Regions from separate parts of the Homo sapiens genome. Here region 2 is linked to region 1. A link is an interaction called in ENCODE POLR2A ChIA-PET data of the cell type or tissue named here. Cell type or tissue: PC-3. All regions are shown on one strand.

The links. Peaks named below come from ENCODE experiments on the same cell type or tissue, not always from the same donor. Only the 100,000 strongest peaks of a DNase experiment are listed, where the experiment ranks them.
Region 2: POLR2A ChIA-PET joins it to region 1 with 22 read pairs; 2 of 35 experiments call an interaction of 5 or more read pairs at or near these places.

What each region holds. Positions count from the first base shown.
Region 1 is chr14:51,711,743-51,719,742 of GRCh38, forward strand. It overlaps FRMD6 (FERM domain containing 6), which reads left to right. Exons shown (of 14, transcript NM_001267046.2): 9 at 741-809; 10 at 3,583-3,757. Among named protein-coding and RNA genes, the nearest start is that of FRMD6, 64 kb to the left of the region's middle. In PC-3, no CTCF peak of the experiment used is centred here; a DNase peak (open chromatin) is centred at 4,989.
Region 2 is chr14:51,564,495-51,572,494 of GRCh38, forward strand. The region is part of intron 2 of FRMD6-AS2 (FRMD6 antisense RNA 2); the gene reads right to left. It also overlaps a transcript of FRMD6 not described here. Among named protein-coding and RNA genes, the nearest start is that of FRMD6-AS2, 31 kb to the right of the region's middle. In PC-3, no CTCF peak of the experiment used is centred here; a DNase peak (open chromatin) is centred at 667; H3K4me3 peaks cover 1,037 bases; H3K27ac peaks cover 1,737 bases.

The DNA.
Region 1 (8,000 bases):
GTAGGATGGATGAAGTGACTCAGCCTGATTGTTGACAGTAATAAGAAATAACAGAAAACAATAAGTAATAAGAAATAACAGAAAACAATAAGTCAAAGATTAGCCCAGGTTCATCACTAACAGGTCACTAACAGATCATTAATATCCAAACGTTTCTGTGTGTCAGTGATTTTAAATATTCTTTTATCCTTTGGAGCATTTGTAAGTGGAAAGAAAAACAACATTTTAATATTGTGCCTGACCAGACGTTTTAATTTCCGTTATACTTTAGTGATGAAACTTACCCCTTAAATAAGTAGAAACTGTCACCTTTTAGCAGGTGAGACAGTGTTATCCTGCAGCCATCAAAAAGGGAGACAGATACCTCTTTCAGCAAGACACAGGAAAGTGAAAGGATGTCTTATCTTTGATGTAGGCAAAATATCCAGTTATGAAAGTCTGAGCGCCTTATTGCATCTCTTGAATACCTGAGTCCTTTGGACTTTTTATTTAAATTTAGGCATACACCAGAAGGGAAAAGATTGCCTTAAAAGGGTTAGTTAATACAGTCACACAGGAACCAAAAGCCACAGAATTGTTATCATGAATCTTTTAATTATTGTCTGTATTTCTCCAAAGAGATGTGGGGGCTTTTTTCAGATTTTAATTACTGTATTTTGGTTTTCAGGGAAAGAAGTTAGAGCCATTTTACAGTATCTATCATTTTTCCCATTAACTCCATATGCATATTCTTTTCACAGAATTTAGATGAAGAGAAACAATTACTTTATGATTTCCCCTGGACAAATGTTGGAAAATTGGTGTTTGTGGTAAGTTTAAAATAACTGGCTTAAAAGAAAAGTCTCATTAATTGCTTACTTTTTTGGGTTTCTGTTATTTTTTGTTTTGTTTTTAAACAATATTGTCTCAGGCACAAAAGCTGTTATTTTTAAGAAGTTGACACTGAAGATAATTTGCTTTCTTGTATTCTAATGCATGTGCTATAGATTCTTTGTCACACATATCAGTAGTGAACTTAAAATCAAAGAATCTTACAGTAAAGACTCTTATAGCAAAAGAAGTTAGTAATTTTAATTTATGTTTGGTCCGTAGCACATGACCCTAAGTTATTCTAGTTGCAGAAGGTATTTCGCGTAGAGGTTAGCCAGTTCTTTTGAAAGTTACCTCTCTTGAGCAAAGAATAAAGAATTATATAAAAAGATGTTTCTATTAATATTTGACTATTTAAAACCCATTATTTTAAAGAGAGGTCTGCAGTTCTTAACATGAAAAATACTCTTACAATATTGAGAATGATACATTTTCTTTTGTTAGAGCAACGTCTTGATTTTTCCCAAGTATTTCTCTTTTGCCAGCTATATCCGTTTTTTGGTAGGGTTCAAAGAATTATAGTTAATAATGTGTACATTTGGTCATAAAAATTCATAGTTCTGGCCGGGCACAGTGGCTCACTCCTATAATCCCAGCCACTTTGGGAGGCCAAGGTGAGCAGATCACCTGAGGTCAGGAGTTCGAGACCAGTCTGGCCAACATGGTGAAATCCTGTCTCTACTAAAAATACAAAAATTAGTTGGGCATAGTGGTGGGCACCTGTAATCCCAGCTACTCAGGAGGCTGAGGCATGGGAATCTCTTGAACCCGAGAGGCGATGGTTGCCATGAGCCAAGACCGCACCATTGCACTCCAGCCTAGGTAACAAGAGTGCAACTCCATCTCAAAAAAAAAAAAAAAAAAATCGTAGTTCTGCTTTGTTCAGAAATTACTGAAAAAAATACATGAGGAAAGGAAGATAAGGATTTGTAGACATGGGCTTCTCTCCTGTAAGAAAGATGGCCTATGTAAATAAAGGGCCATTTCTCCTGCTGGGATATATAGCTCCATGAGGCTATATTGCAAATAGAATGTGGGCATTGACTCCATGCTGCCCTGTAAGTCAAAAGATGTGTTTCTGACTTCACATTACTTTAATTACTTGGGCACGATTCAATCTGATTTCACTTTACTTATACATTACATGGGGCCTAACCTGTCTCCTCCTAACTGGCTCTTTTTTGTTTCAAGCTATTTGTGAAAGGATCTGAGCTGTTTGAAAATGAGCAAATTATGACGCACTTGCCCCTTTCATGCCCCAAATTAAGTTATAATAAAGTACATTTATGAAATTGAGGGTTTTTTAGGGTCCTGGACTTGTTGCTTGCTGAATCTGTTTGTGTATTGCCCTTATCTGAGGAGTCTTCTTTAAAGATACATATTTTTGGGCCTCATGCTCCTCCTCCAGGAGATTTTTGACTCAGTGGGTCTGGAGTAGAGATGAGGAATCTATTTTGACAAGTTTCTCAGATGATGCTTCTTGAAGCCAACTCAGCTCTGCCTAGCTGTATGACCTTGAGCAAGTTACATAAACTCTGTGCCTTGGTTTCATTCTAAAATGTAGATAATTAACTCCCTCCCTAGACTTGCTTTGAGGATTAAATGAGTGGATACATGCTTAGTGCTCAATAAATGTCAGTTGTTACTATTTCAGTATTGGGGTCCACTGGTAGTTCCTTTAAAATGAGGGAAATCTCAGAGATTTAAAAAAAAAACACCTCCACCTTATCCCTGCCTGGGCTATACAAGCCCATACTGCTCCATACAGACCTTAAGGTGTGTAGTTAGAATATGTCTCCGTTCTTGCTTTACCTCCACTCTCTGGCTGAGAATCATTATATCTGAAATACTCCTTTTTGTATTTCGGCTGCCCTATTCATTATTAGGAAAGTTAAAAGAGTTCATAATATCCCATAACTGTAAGAAACTTTGTCAAAGCCTTGCCCTCAACTTAGGACTTTATCTTAGTGATCAGATTTGAAGAATGAGACTCCTTATATGTCTACTGATAGCTGTTCTTGTTCTTTCCCATCTCATACCTCCAACTACCAGCTCTCTCTATGTTTAGCTAGGGAAGTTTTCCATTTCTTCTAAACCCCAAATAGATATCCTGTATTGTTCACTATATAACTCCTTATTTATTTCCAATAATTTATCATAAACTTATTATTTTGTGTGTTTCTTTGCCATTTCTCCTGCTGGGATATATAGCTCCATGAGGGTAGGAACCTTGTCTGTCGTATTCACTGCCTATTTTTTTTTCAGTGCCTAGCAAGGTGTTTGGTACATTTTAAGTGTTCAATAAATATTTTAGAATTGGTAAATAATTTAGAATCTTTTAGAATTGGTTGCCTTGTTGCTGAGTTAGGGTGTTGGGATTATATTTGATGGTTCTTTTATGATGGACCCTTCTCTTCTGCATTATACAAATAACCTGACCAGCCAGAGAAACCAAAGATATTCCTCAGCTGTTTTGGATAGTCAGTGTTTACTGACAGACCCTTGTGGCTAGATGCTTTCCTGAATTTCTGGTCATCCCCTGTCCTGTGACATTTTTGAAAGGAAAAACAATAATTTATCCCACAAGGAATTTTAAATGAAACTTTATACATTTCAGAATCTATAATTTTCCTTACTAAATAGGAAACAAAGGGGACTTTGGCAAATCAGAGATTTTTCTTCCTGAATTTGATTCATGGTTTCCTTCCAAAGGGTAAGAAATTTGAGATTTTGCCAGATGGCTTGCCTTCTGCCCGGAAGCTCATATACTACACGGGGTGCCCCATGCGCTCCAGACACCTCCTGCAACTTCTGAGCAACAGCCACCGCCTCTATATGAATCTGCAGCCTGTCCTGCGCCATATCCGGAAGCTGGAGGAAAACGAAGGTATTGCAGGGTCTGGGGTGTGGAAGCAAATTGTACCTTTGCCACCTGTGGCCTCTTACTCTGAATGGGGGTTTTGAGCTCCTACAGAATTGGATTTTGGGACTGGGACACTCCAGATTGAGAGCAGCATTACTATTTACATCTCAGTATTTCCAGAAGGCAAAGGGTTAGGCTTGAGCCCCACCTACTGTAGCACTTATTCAGAATATCTGAGGTGACTGCATTTAGCTATCTCTCAAGTACAGTCTCTAAGGTTTTCCCATGCCTGACTTGAAAATACTTGCAAAAAGCCACCCATAAAGGCACAGGGCAAGGGTTTATCTGCAACTCAGATTTTATCTGCATTTTAGAGCTTTGTATTTACACTGACCCACCTTAGTGCTATTATCCACAGGTGGTCTGGAATTCTTTCCAATGTGATTATTTCTTAGGGTTAGAGTGACAATAAAGGTAGGTCACAGATGTGTCTGCAGCCTCTGATTGACGGCTGGGAGGCCCCCAAGTCTGTTCTAGCAAGAGTGCCAAACAAAGGAGAGGGAAGTCAGCTGGTCCTGTGGGGCCTTTGCTGAGATGCAGATGAAATAAAGCAGTCTGTCTGGGGCCTCAGAGTACTGGACCCTGAAACGGGGATCATGTCAGGGTGGGAAAGAAGGCAGTGCTAAGGGTCTGTAACATCCGACTTCAACTTTACATTAATCTGATAGCCCTTTATCTTGAGTTGTGGCACCCTGGATTTCCTCCATTTAACACACCCCAACCCTAATCCTCAAAACTGCTACATTACGTATTTGGGTTTGTTTTTTTTTTTAATGCTTTGGGGTTTTGTTTATGCTTTCAAAGATTTGTTTTGCAAAAATTAGTTTTATAAATTCATGTTGTAGTAATATCTAACAGTAATTTGATTAGATTGGATTTGGTGTATTTGTGTGAATATCAGGGTGAAGATTCATATTTTAGGTTCATGTCTGAGACAAGTTTTGACACCTCAGACCTCATCTTTCCTTTAGAAACCAGGCAAATACCCATCCTTTCTTAAACAAACAAAAGACCTTGTAGAGGTTTGTGCTTCTGATAGATTTCTCTCAAAAATTCTCTGTCAATCCAAATGAGACCCGGTTTGGCAATTCTTTTGTAATTTCGTAGCGATTAGAACATGAATCATTCCTCACTGTCTGCCACAAACTGCCTGTGTCTTCAGAGAGAATTGGTATAACTGTCAGGTGTATTGGCTTCAGCTGCTGCTAGACTGCCACTTCTTCCCCACGATGACTCATCAGTGTAACAAATATATCTCTCCTATGCTGACATGAATATGAAAAGGAATTCAGATGGGGACAGGAGGAGGATGAAGAAGCAGGAGAACCTGTGAGAATAGGTGACATAATTACGTGCAGAGCCCATAATTTGCCAAGTCAGCTTCATTCCTAAACGTCTAACATGGCACCTTGAGAAGTTGATTTGTTCTATCAGCTTTCTGCCTGCAGCATTTTAGTACATTTTTTTTGTTCAGATGACCTTAAGAGATCCCTTCAGAGCCTTAAAGAATTAATGACCTTCCTCTATAGGTTCTAAGGTAAAAATTGCAAAGAATTTTGAGTTTTCAGAGAGACAGGGCGTTGTTCATTGCCAACCATAGTACCAAGTGTATTCGGAGGCTTAAGTGAGTAGGTGTCTTTGTTTGTTTTGTGCTGCTGTAACAAAAGACCACAGACTAGGTAAGTTCTAAAGAACAGAACTTTATTTCCTCACAGTTCTAGAGGCTGGGAAGTCCGGGATTGAGGGGCCAGCATCTACCAAGGGCCTTCTTGTTACTTCATCCCATGATGGAAGGTGGAAGGGTAAAGAGAGGGTGAGAAAGAGTAAAAGGGGGCCAAACTCCGCCTCTCATAATGAACCCACTACTGCAATAATGGCACTAACCCATTCATGAAAGCAGAGCTCTCATGATCTAATCATCTCTTTAAACTCCCATGTCTTACTACTATGATATTTGATATCATATGATTTATGATAGCAATTAGATTTCAACCTGAGTTTAGGAGGGAACAGACATTCAAACCATAGCAGTAGAGGAATGAAGAAATGACACATGCTTAGTTTCTTCTACTTAGGGGTTTTCCAGGTCTGAAAAAGGCCTGAAATTAAGTTTCTCTGGGTCAACTTTGGCCTGAATCCAAGATCTCACCCCCATTTAAGGGCTTTATCATTTTAACATGAAAAGCCCTTTTTTGGGCATTAGTTTAGCAAAAAACAGCATAAAAAGAGTCTGTGTTTTTCTTAATTTTATGTAGAGTCACCTTGTCTAAAACACTATTTTAGCATTTTAGTAGAAAATGATCACAAGGATTTTTCCATAGGGTTTAGAAGAGAAACAAAAACATGCCTTGCGTCATTTAAAAAAATGTTAAAGCCTAACTTTATTCAACAGCTGGAGCTTATTCCTAGGATAAGTATTCACATTTACTGCATTATTTTCCAAAGTAGCGTATGAAAAACCTCATTGTCTCTGGGCTTTTACAACAGAGGGAGTAAAAAGAGCACAGGCATGTTGATGATCTGCACTGTTGACACCAGTGATTATTAGGGGGATGAGAGGTTGCATTTTACATTTCTTAGAAAACATTTCAGAATTATTTAATGTTTCTCTCAGTTTGTAACTGAACGGTGTGAAGCTTCCTAAATGTCTGGAAAGGGTCTGGTACAGCACTAGGGAGGGAAGAGAAGCCAGCCATGTGGAACACCCAGGCCATGCTAACATGTTGACAGGAATAGGTAGAAAACAGGCTGGCAAGTACTTGTCTTCTCGTGAGCATACTAGTGAATATAGAGGAACTATAGTGATCTCTGAACCTATCAGGAAGTTGAGAGTAAAAAGGCTATATGTAAAGATACAGAAAAGCTTTTAAATTATTAGGTCCACAGTTCCTAATTATTTTAGAACAATGGAACTCCAACAACTTAGAGACTTTTACTTTTTTCTCTTCACTTGCCACTCATCCAAGGGCCACATGGCTATTGCTGTGAAACCACAGTGAATAAAAACTACAGTAATTTTTGCAAACTGCTTTAGCTGTCCACCTTCATCTCACACCTGCTGATTCAGAAGATGGGGATTGTTAGGCCCCAGTCTGCTCCCTGACAAGTTGTACATGGATGCATTTTTGTTGTGATGATATGTGCGTGGAGCTCTGGTGTCTGGTTTCAGCCTGCTTTCTCTGTAGCAACACATACTCACCTTTGTGTTTCAGCCAGTTCCTTAGAACAATGTGAATAGGCTGGAACCTGGAAATGTGCACATAGCCTTCTCCAAGCATTTTTTTTTTGCATTTTGCATCCTAGAAGGCGCATCTTTTCTTTCTCCTCCTGCTCATTTTCTCTCTAGGGACCCTGTGATGATTATACTTCCGAGCTGGATTCAGACATCAGGCATGCAAGTATTTTCACTTAACCAAGAAACAAGACAATTAAAATCCATTAACAGGCCCCTGAGAACCCAATTAGTCTACTAGTTTCTAAAATCAGATCAACTTCACATTCCCCAAATGCACTCTCCATTTTTAACATTGTTTTATTGTATTATTTCTCACCAGTATTAAAAAGGCAAGGAATCTAAACTTCTTCCTTGTTTTACATTTCTGACCTGAAAGACAAGAATAATATTTTTGTGTCAGTTGAGTTGTAACTGGCAGCTGGGTTGTAACTTTGTGCCTTAATGGAATGGTTAGTTTATATGTAATAAAAGAGACTTTGCAGTGTTGTGTGTTTGACTGCGTTAAAGAACAGCACTGACATGTGAAATCAAAGAACAGCTTTACCAGTCAGAGTTGGAAATCATCAAACCAGTAGTGATTACTGGTATTTTCTAAGTAGATGATAAAGCCTCACTAATTCAGCCTAAGTGGAGAAAATCAATCTTATATTAATGAAAATCCAAATTTTAGAATATTCACAAGAAATTCTCAGAAGAATAGTTTTATTTTAAATTGTATTCAGCAGCTAGAGCTAAGCTAACAGTGGAACAAATTGAACAAATGAACAAATAAAATGAATGGCAATTAGCATAATTGTATTTATTAAGTAGTCTTCTAGAGCAGTGCTTCTGAAATTATCTGCAGAAAAGGGCCAGATTTTTAAAATATTTAATATGCTATGGATACTTTCGCAAAATACAAAATCACATTGGTGGCTGTCATGGCAATGTCACATAGCTCTGGAAGTTTCTAAATGTTCATATCACTCACTG
Region 2 (8,000 bases), 150 kb before region 1:
TAAGCGGCCTCCATTTTGAGCAGGCAGCTCCGGGGTCTGAGAGAGCTGACCAAGGGTGGCTTTGACAGAGAGAGATTATGGACAGCAGCAGCTCAGAATAATAGGTGGTTTAAAGGATATAATTAACAATCCTCTTCTGAAAAGCAGCACAACAGCCTTAGAAAGAGAGGTCAAGGGCTCTTTTGGAAAGGCCTCGGGGCAACAACCTCTTCTAAGCAAATGTTTAAATAAGCAGTTCTCCTAACAGTTAAAGGGTGACTTCACTTACATGTAGGAGCTCGCATTTGCTAAAAATCAGGTACCATGTCACTCACAGAAAGTTTATCAACATGTGGGATATTTTCCTAATTAAAAATATAGGAAAAGAAATGTGTGTGCATTTTCTATGTGTATATATTTAAAGAGAATCAAAAACACAGGGAAGTGATTTTTCACGACAGTAATAATGGCAGACCTGTTCATGATGTTTAACTTGCCACGGTCTGTTGTCCAGCTTGCATTCATTTCTGTTTATAAAACCCATAAAAGTCTTGAGCGAAAACTTCCTTGGAAAAGTTTTTATAATTCAAAAAAGTCATCAACTCAAAACCCAGACCGGGTTTGGCTCCTTGGATGGCACTGCCTCAGGGCCTCCTCCCTTTGTTCTTCTGTGTACACAGAGAGAGGAGGTGGAGCCAAGGAAGATGAAAGTTCTTGACACTAATGCCTGGCAGGACAAGTCTGGCAACTTTCAGAACAATGCAAATTGAATGGCCAAATTAGACAATTTTTCCCAAACTGAAATGACTTCTTCACAGAAACTTGTAACACTTGGCTTACACGTGCCGAATACTAGTGTAACCCACTTGGGGGCAGCTGTAGTTGAGCTCTATTAAGCTTCAAGGTGCTGCTAGAACAATACTGGATTAGCCCACTGGATTCAAATACCAAGAACTGATGGTATGAGGTGAGGCATGCTCTTCTAGGCTTCTTGCCCAAAGGTAGTTTGGGTTTGTTTTTAAATATTTGAAAAGAAACAACCCTTTTCACTTTCAGTCTTGAGAAATAGACGGAGGTTTTTGATGGGGGTGATGGTGATGGTGGTGGTGCTGGTGGTGGCGGTGGTAGTTGTGGGTCGTCCTTGTTTTGTTTAAATGAATCACCAAGAGCTAGACAATGCCACGGTAAATATGGGCTCTGAAGATCTAGCCCAACCACCTCCATTAACTATGAAGGAAATGGGGCCTCAGGGAACAGCAGCAGTTCTAGAGGTGGCGAGGCCTTAGATGGAAGTCATGAATTGGGGCACATTGTGTTGTTATGTTCCCTCATTTGAGGAACAAAAACCAGGAAAGTTTAATGGATCTCTCCAAGTTCACAGAGCTGTTTATTAAAAAAGTCAAGACAGTGGCCGGGCACGGTGGCTCACGCCTGTAATCCCAGCACTTTGGGAGGCCGAGGCGGGCAGATCATGAGGTCAGGAGATTGAGACCATCCTGGCTAACATGGTGAAACCCCGTCTCTACTAAAAATACAAAAAAATTAGCCGGGTGTGGTGGCGGGCGCCTGTAGTCCCAGCTACTCAGGAGGCTGAGGCAGGAGAATGGCATGAACCCAGGAGGTGGAGCTTGCAGTGAGCCGAGATCATGCCAGTGAACTCTAGCCTGGGCGACAGAGGGAGACTCTGTCTCAAGACAAAGCCCACTGGGCTAAAGAAATGTATGCATTTAGGATAGTCAAATGAACAAAGGAATGACCATTCCAGTACCAGCATGAAAAGTCATTCCAAATCGAACACACGCAGCTTGCATTGACCAGCCACTTGGATGTGACACATACATTTCCTCAGAGCAAACAGTAAAGAATCGATTGTCCAGAGTAAAGACCCATACAGATGTGTCTGGCTTTATAGAATACACAGTGCTACTTTTCAGGTAGATTTGACCATATTTTAAATATATATGAACAACTTTGCTTTTAAAAATTCTTTGTAAAATAGGGACATTTTCTGAAAAATAGAATAAGCAACCTCAATTTATCCACTTTCCAATCTGAATTTTCCCACGTAATATTTGTTTCACCTGGGTCTTTTTAAATTCAATGAACTGAAAGAGTTAATGAAGCTCCAGCCTTCCTACACAGTAGCCAGGCAATCCACCATCCTCGAATATGCATTTTGAGTCATTATACCCAATGTATCCGGTTGGTGCGAAATAATTGCAGTTTTGCCATTACTTTTTACCGCAATTACTTTTGCACCAACCCAATACTTTCAAAACCAAAAGTTAAACTATTTGTATGTGTTGTCCATGATAGTTTCCTCTCTAGACTAAGAACAAAGTTTTGTAAAGTATCCTTCTGTGTATAAGTTGTTTTACCTTGCAGAAGTTGGACTGAGAGGGCAGGATCGCTTGTTTTCACAGAATTGGTTGAGGTTGAGCATTTGTCACAGGCCCCCTATGCAGGAGGCTCTGTTAATGCACAGCAGGCATTGAAAACTCAAATGCCCACAAGAGCCAGACAGCTGCTACAGATGAGCAAAGCAGCAGGTTAAGTGGGAGAAGCAACAGGAAGTGGTATGGGAGGTGGGGAAGGAGTAGTTAGTGCCCCATCTGAAGGGATGGGTGCTACTCAGCTCCGGTTCATGCAGAAACATAGGCCAGTTACCATGCAGAAACGTAGGCCAGGTTTTGACAGACTCGTCATTTTTTAAAAGAAAAAATGTATTTTAATGTAAAATCTTCCAAGTTGTTAATGTTGGCAACTAACTCAAATTTGTTTTGAAACGAGTGAAGGTCAAATTAAAAAGTCCCTTGACCCTCTGGTTACCAGTATGAGACTTCTAGATGCTACCATGACTACCCATCTGTTTTTGGTTTTGTTTTCTTTTAGGGACAAGGTTTCACTCTGTCACCCAGACTGGAGTACAGTGGAGGCATCATAGCTCACTGCAACCTCCAACTCCTGGGCTCCAGTCATCCTCCTGCCACAGTCTCCTTAGTAGCTAGGACTATAGCCATGTGCCAACATGCCTGGCTAATCGTTTTGTAGAGACAGTATCTTGCTATGTTGCCCAGGCTGATCTCAAACTCCAGGCCTCAAGCAATCCTCCTGTCTTGGCCTCCCAAAGTGGTAGGATTACAGATATGAGCCACTATGCCCCGTCCCACCCATCTTTTTGTAGAAATCATATGCATCCTTTATTTGCCTTAATCACATCCTTCTTAAAGCTATCCTCAACACTCTGACATAGTACATCTGTAAGGTCTGTACTGCACAGTTAATGCTTAACTCTCTCCTTTCTTTGTTTCTGATTATTTCATATGTACAGATTTTGTATTCAGACTTGATCATAAGCACTTCCAGAACAAGACTCATATCTAATACTTCTTTTATAGCTATCTCAAAGCTCAATAAATGTTTGCAGTTGGTATTTTTCTTAATAAAGGGAAAAGAAAATAGTCTTTGCTGACACACAAATACGTAGTTATACTAGGAATGAGTTTCGTGTCTCGAAGTTCCTGAATTTCTAGCCTAGGCAAGCTAACAAGTTAACATCTGTAGGCATCTTGCCTTGACGAGCTGAGAAGCACTGGCTTGCCATAAATGTTTAAGAAGAAAGCACTTGGCAAAATAGCTATGAGTTCATTTATGTCTTTTCTAGAATAAAAATATCATAGGCTATATTTAGTCCCATGGAGGTGATGTTGTTCCTTACAAGCCTTGACTGTGAATGAGAAATTTTCTGAGCCAATTCTTGTCTGCAGGAAACCTTCCATTGATTTAGGCATTAGAAGAATGATAGGTCCAGCTAAAGAATGTCAAGCTCCTGTTTTGCATTCACAAGTCAGAACTCTCTGGGCCTTCTTCTTACAGTGTTTTGGAGGAGTACAGCGTGAGCTGTAAGCAGCCTTAATCCAGAAACAGGTGTAATGGGAGGAGAAATGGAGCAAGCATTGAAGTTCAAGAAATGAGTGACCACTATCTTTGTCCCTATGTGGAAGTGAGGAGAGGTGACTAAGAAATGGCGAACACTGCAAGAAACTTTTTGCCTTGTACTGGCCTGTTAAAGTTATCTCTCTGTGGCCAACAGTAGGCCAAAAATCCAGAACAGCTGGGCATGTGTGCCAGGCTGCCCAAGGATGGTTCTGGGAGTGGTTTGAATTGTCCAGCACCATTTGTGAGTGAAGGAGAAGTATGGAAACAATGACCTCTACAGATCACTAAATCCAATGGGCTTGATATGATAGGGAATCAAGAGGCTGTGGTGAAGGGACCAGCTCTGGTATGAATTGATTGCCTGACCAAAGGAAAACATTGTATTTCTTCCCTTACCTGGAAATGCTAATAAAATATCCAGAAAGGCTTTTACTTTTTTTTTTTTTTTTTGAGATGGAGTTTTGCCCCTGTTGCCCAAACTGTAGTGCAATGGCGCAGTCTCGGCTCACTGCAACTTCTGCCTCCCGGGTTCAAGCAGTTCTCCTGCCTCAGCCTCCTGAGTAGCTGGGATGACAAGCAGGTGCCACCACGCCTGGCTAATTTTTGTATTTTTGGTAGAGACAGGTTTTCACCACGTTGGCCAGGCTGGTCTCGAACTCCTGACCTCAGGTGATCCCCCGACCTCTGCCACCCAAAATGCTGGGATTACAGGCGTGAGCCACTGTGCCCAGCCAGAAAGGCTTTTACTGAAGAAGCCCTGTCTTCATACTAGCCCTCACAAACGCTACACAGACGTGCCTCTCAGACATTTCTGTATGGTTCTCAGAGTTTCCCAAATTGTTTGGTAATCAGAAAAAGAAATAAATTGTCAAATAAACAGACAACAGCCTTGCATTAGGAAGCAGACTTTGGAATGCCAAAAAAAGAAACGGTAACCAAAATAGTTTGGTTACTAAAAATAGTGCCTTAACTTAGGCAAACAATACCAGGGTCAGAATAAACACTAATTAACATTGTTTAGAATACTTTATTGTAACTCTGACATTATTGTCACTTTCTATTTAATAATAGAATTTTCTTTTCTTTCTTTCTTTCTTTTTTTTTTTTTTTTTTCTGAATCTCACTCTGTCGCCCAGGCTGGCGTGCAGTGGTGTGAACACAGCTCATTGCAGACTTGACCTCCCGAGCTCAGGTGATCCTTCCACCTCAGCCTTCCTGGTAGCTGGGACTACAGGCATGCCACCCTGCTCAGCTAATTTTTGTATTTTTTGTGGAGACAGGGTTTTGCCATGTTGCCCAGGCTACTCTCAAACTCCTAGGCTCAAGTGATGTGCCCATGTCAGCCTCCCAAAGAGCTGAGATTACAGGCTTGAGGCATCATGCCCGGCCAGAATTTTCTTTCTTCTTTTTCTTTTTTTTTTTTGAGACCGTCTGGCTCTGTCGCCCAGGCTGGAGTGCAGTGGCGCGATCTCGGCTCACTGCAAGCTCCACCTCCTGGGTTCACGCCATTCTCCTGCCTCAGCCTCCCGAGTAGCTGGGACTACAGGTGTGCGCCACCACACTCGGCTAATTTTATGTATTTTTAGTAGAGACGGGGTTTCACCATGTTAGCCAGGATGGTCTCGATCTCCTGACCTCGTGATCTGCCCACCTTGGCCTCCCAAAGTGCTGGGATTACAGACGTGAGCCACTGCGCCCGGCCCATGAGCCACCGTGCCCGGCGGAGAATTTTCTTTTTAACTTGTCACATTGTTAGTCCAATTGCATTTTCTTCATCTGCAAATTTGTTCAAGTTGCTAATAAAAATGGTGGAGAAAATAAAATTGATGTATCTTTGGAATGGTGGTGTTTAATCTGTCTAAAAGTAATGCTAATTATAAAAATAGAGACATTTATATTTCTTTTCTTGATTGTTCCTTATTTTTCTCTCAACAGCCTTCATATCTGTTTTTTTCTTATGAAGCTTCTTCTGGTTGGAAACTTGTCAAATTTCATCAGGTAAGAAGTGCTAAAGTGAACCTGTAAACTTTGTTTCAAAAAACAAAAACCGAAGTTTAAGAAATCTAAAGATGGTGTCAGCCTTAGACAGATCTCTGGACTGTAATCTGGGAAAGGTCAAATAAGATCTCCAATCGTGTACAATTCCAAATACATTTGAGAGCAGTGGGTCTGAAAATGTGGTTCCCAGACCAGCAGCATCAACACCATGAAGGAAGTTGTTAAAAATGCAAATTCTCAGGCTCTCCCCTGTGCTTTAATAAAGTTTCCAGTTGACTCTGATGCACATACAGTTCTGAGAACCAGTTTTAGATAGGTTTCGTAGGCCAAAGGAATAGAAAATATCTCTCTGGGTCGATTGCATTTAATGGACTTAATGTTTCTTCCTTTCTTTTCTCCATTGCCTTTTCTTCCTTCAGATTCATCCATTCCTCATTTAACAAGCTTGCTTCATAAAATCATACATTATTCCAAACATACTATCTTTGTGACAACTTAAATTCTATCTAATATGGGACTCCGTCAAAACGATGTGTTTGGTAGAAATTGTCAACTAATGAAATGATTTATATCCCTTGTTAGCTTTGAGGAGGAAAATAGTCATGGAAGACACATCTATAAATGGGTGTCCAGCTACTAAGATGGCTGCCTTTTATAATTAACATAATTAACATCCACAGCATGGCTGGGCATGGTGGCTCATGACTAACCCCAGCACTTTGGGAGGCTGAGGCAAGAGGATTGCTTGAGGCCAAGAGTTTGGGACTAGCCTGAACAACATCGTGAGACTTCATCTCTATAAAAAACAGAAAATAAAAATTAGCCAGGCCTGGTGGCACACACCTGTAGTCCCAGCTACTTGGGATGCTGAGGCAGGAGGATCACTTGAGCTGAGGAGTTCGATGCTGCAGTGTGCCTCTGAAGCCATTGGCAAAGGATTGTGTCGTCCTTTATGAAGGATTTATGTTGTCACACAAAATGTGATTCTGTCCTCTTGTAGTGTTTAGGGTATGCTGGAGTTCTCCACACTATCCAGTATCACCAATTCTGAAAAACAGCCTGGATAGCTACCCAGCAGAAATTTCATCTCTGATCTGGTGTAACCCTGGGAATCCCTGTTAATTAATTATCTGCTAAACTTAAAAAGAATACATATAAAGATACTGTCGTTCTTAAATGATTGGTAAATGTGGCTCCCAAGAGTACCTTTGCTGAAGATGATGCCTCATTTGCAAAGATATGCATGATTTCTTCTCCAAATCATACATATTTCTTGACGAGTAGGTATCAGAGTCTCTTAGACTCAATTTCCTCATTTATATAATGAAGATACTAATAGACTGTACTAGTGAGGATTGCTCTAAAAAAATAATGCAGATAATCCAGGAGTACTTAGCAAATACCTGGCTTAATAAATATTAGCCATGATTAAAGATTTTATTAATAGACTTATAAATTCAAAAAGGTTACATCAAACTTTGTCTCATTAAAAACAAGCAGACAGGGGAGATATCAAGTGTCTCTCCTTTGCATGGCTCACCTACCTGTAAGTTTTCTCATCCCCACTAGACCAGCAGCAACACCACTACTATGTTTTATCTTCTATGAAGGTTTGTTATTATGTCACCTCCCTGTTCTCTGCTCTTCTAGTTCCTTGGCCACTGCTGGCACTCCAGCATAAGGCCAGATAGCATTAGGGACGTGATAAAATATGGAAAAGCATCATTCATAGCCTATCCATAGTGCTAGGAGAGTAAAGAATAGTGCCTGCTATTAGCTCCTCTAATGTTCACCAGCCCTTGGAGCAAAATTTGAAAAGCCAGCTGGGTGACCCCAGTGCAGAAGATCAAAGGACCAGAAGAGGATCTTGAAAGATGATTTATTTCCCTTACCTCTATTCAATGTACAAAGCAAAACACGTCATCAGTTGGCAAATATTTCAGGAGAAGGAACTTTCCCTAATCTTTCACATAAATGCTAATATGAATGAATAACAGTTATATATGATTAGAAAATCTCATTTTAGCATAAGTTGAAATATTTCATAGCATATGCTGGAAAGGTACAGTTGCATCTATGACATA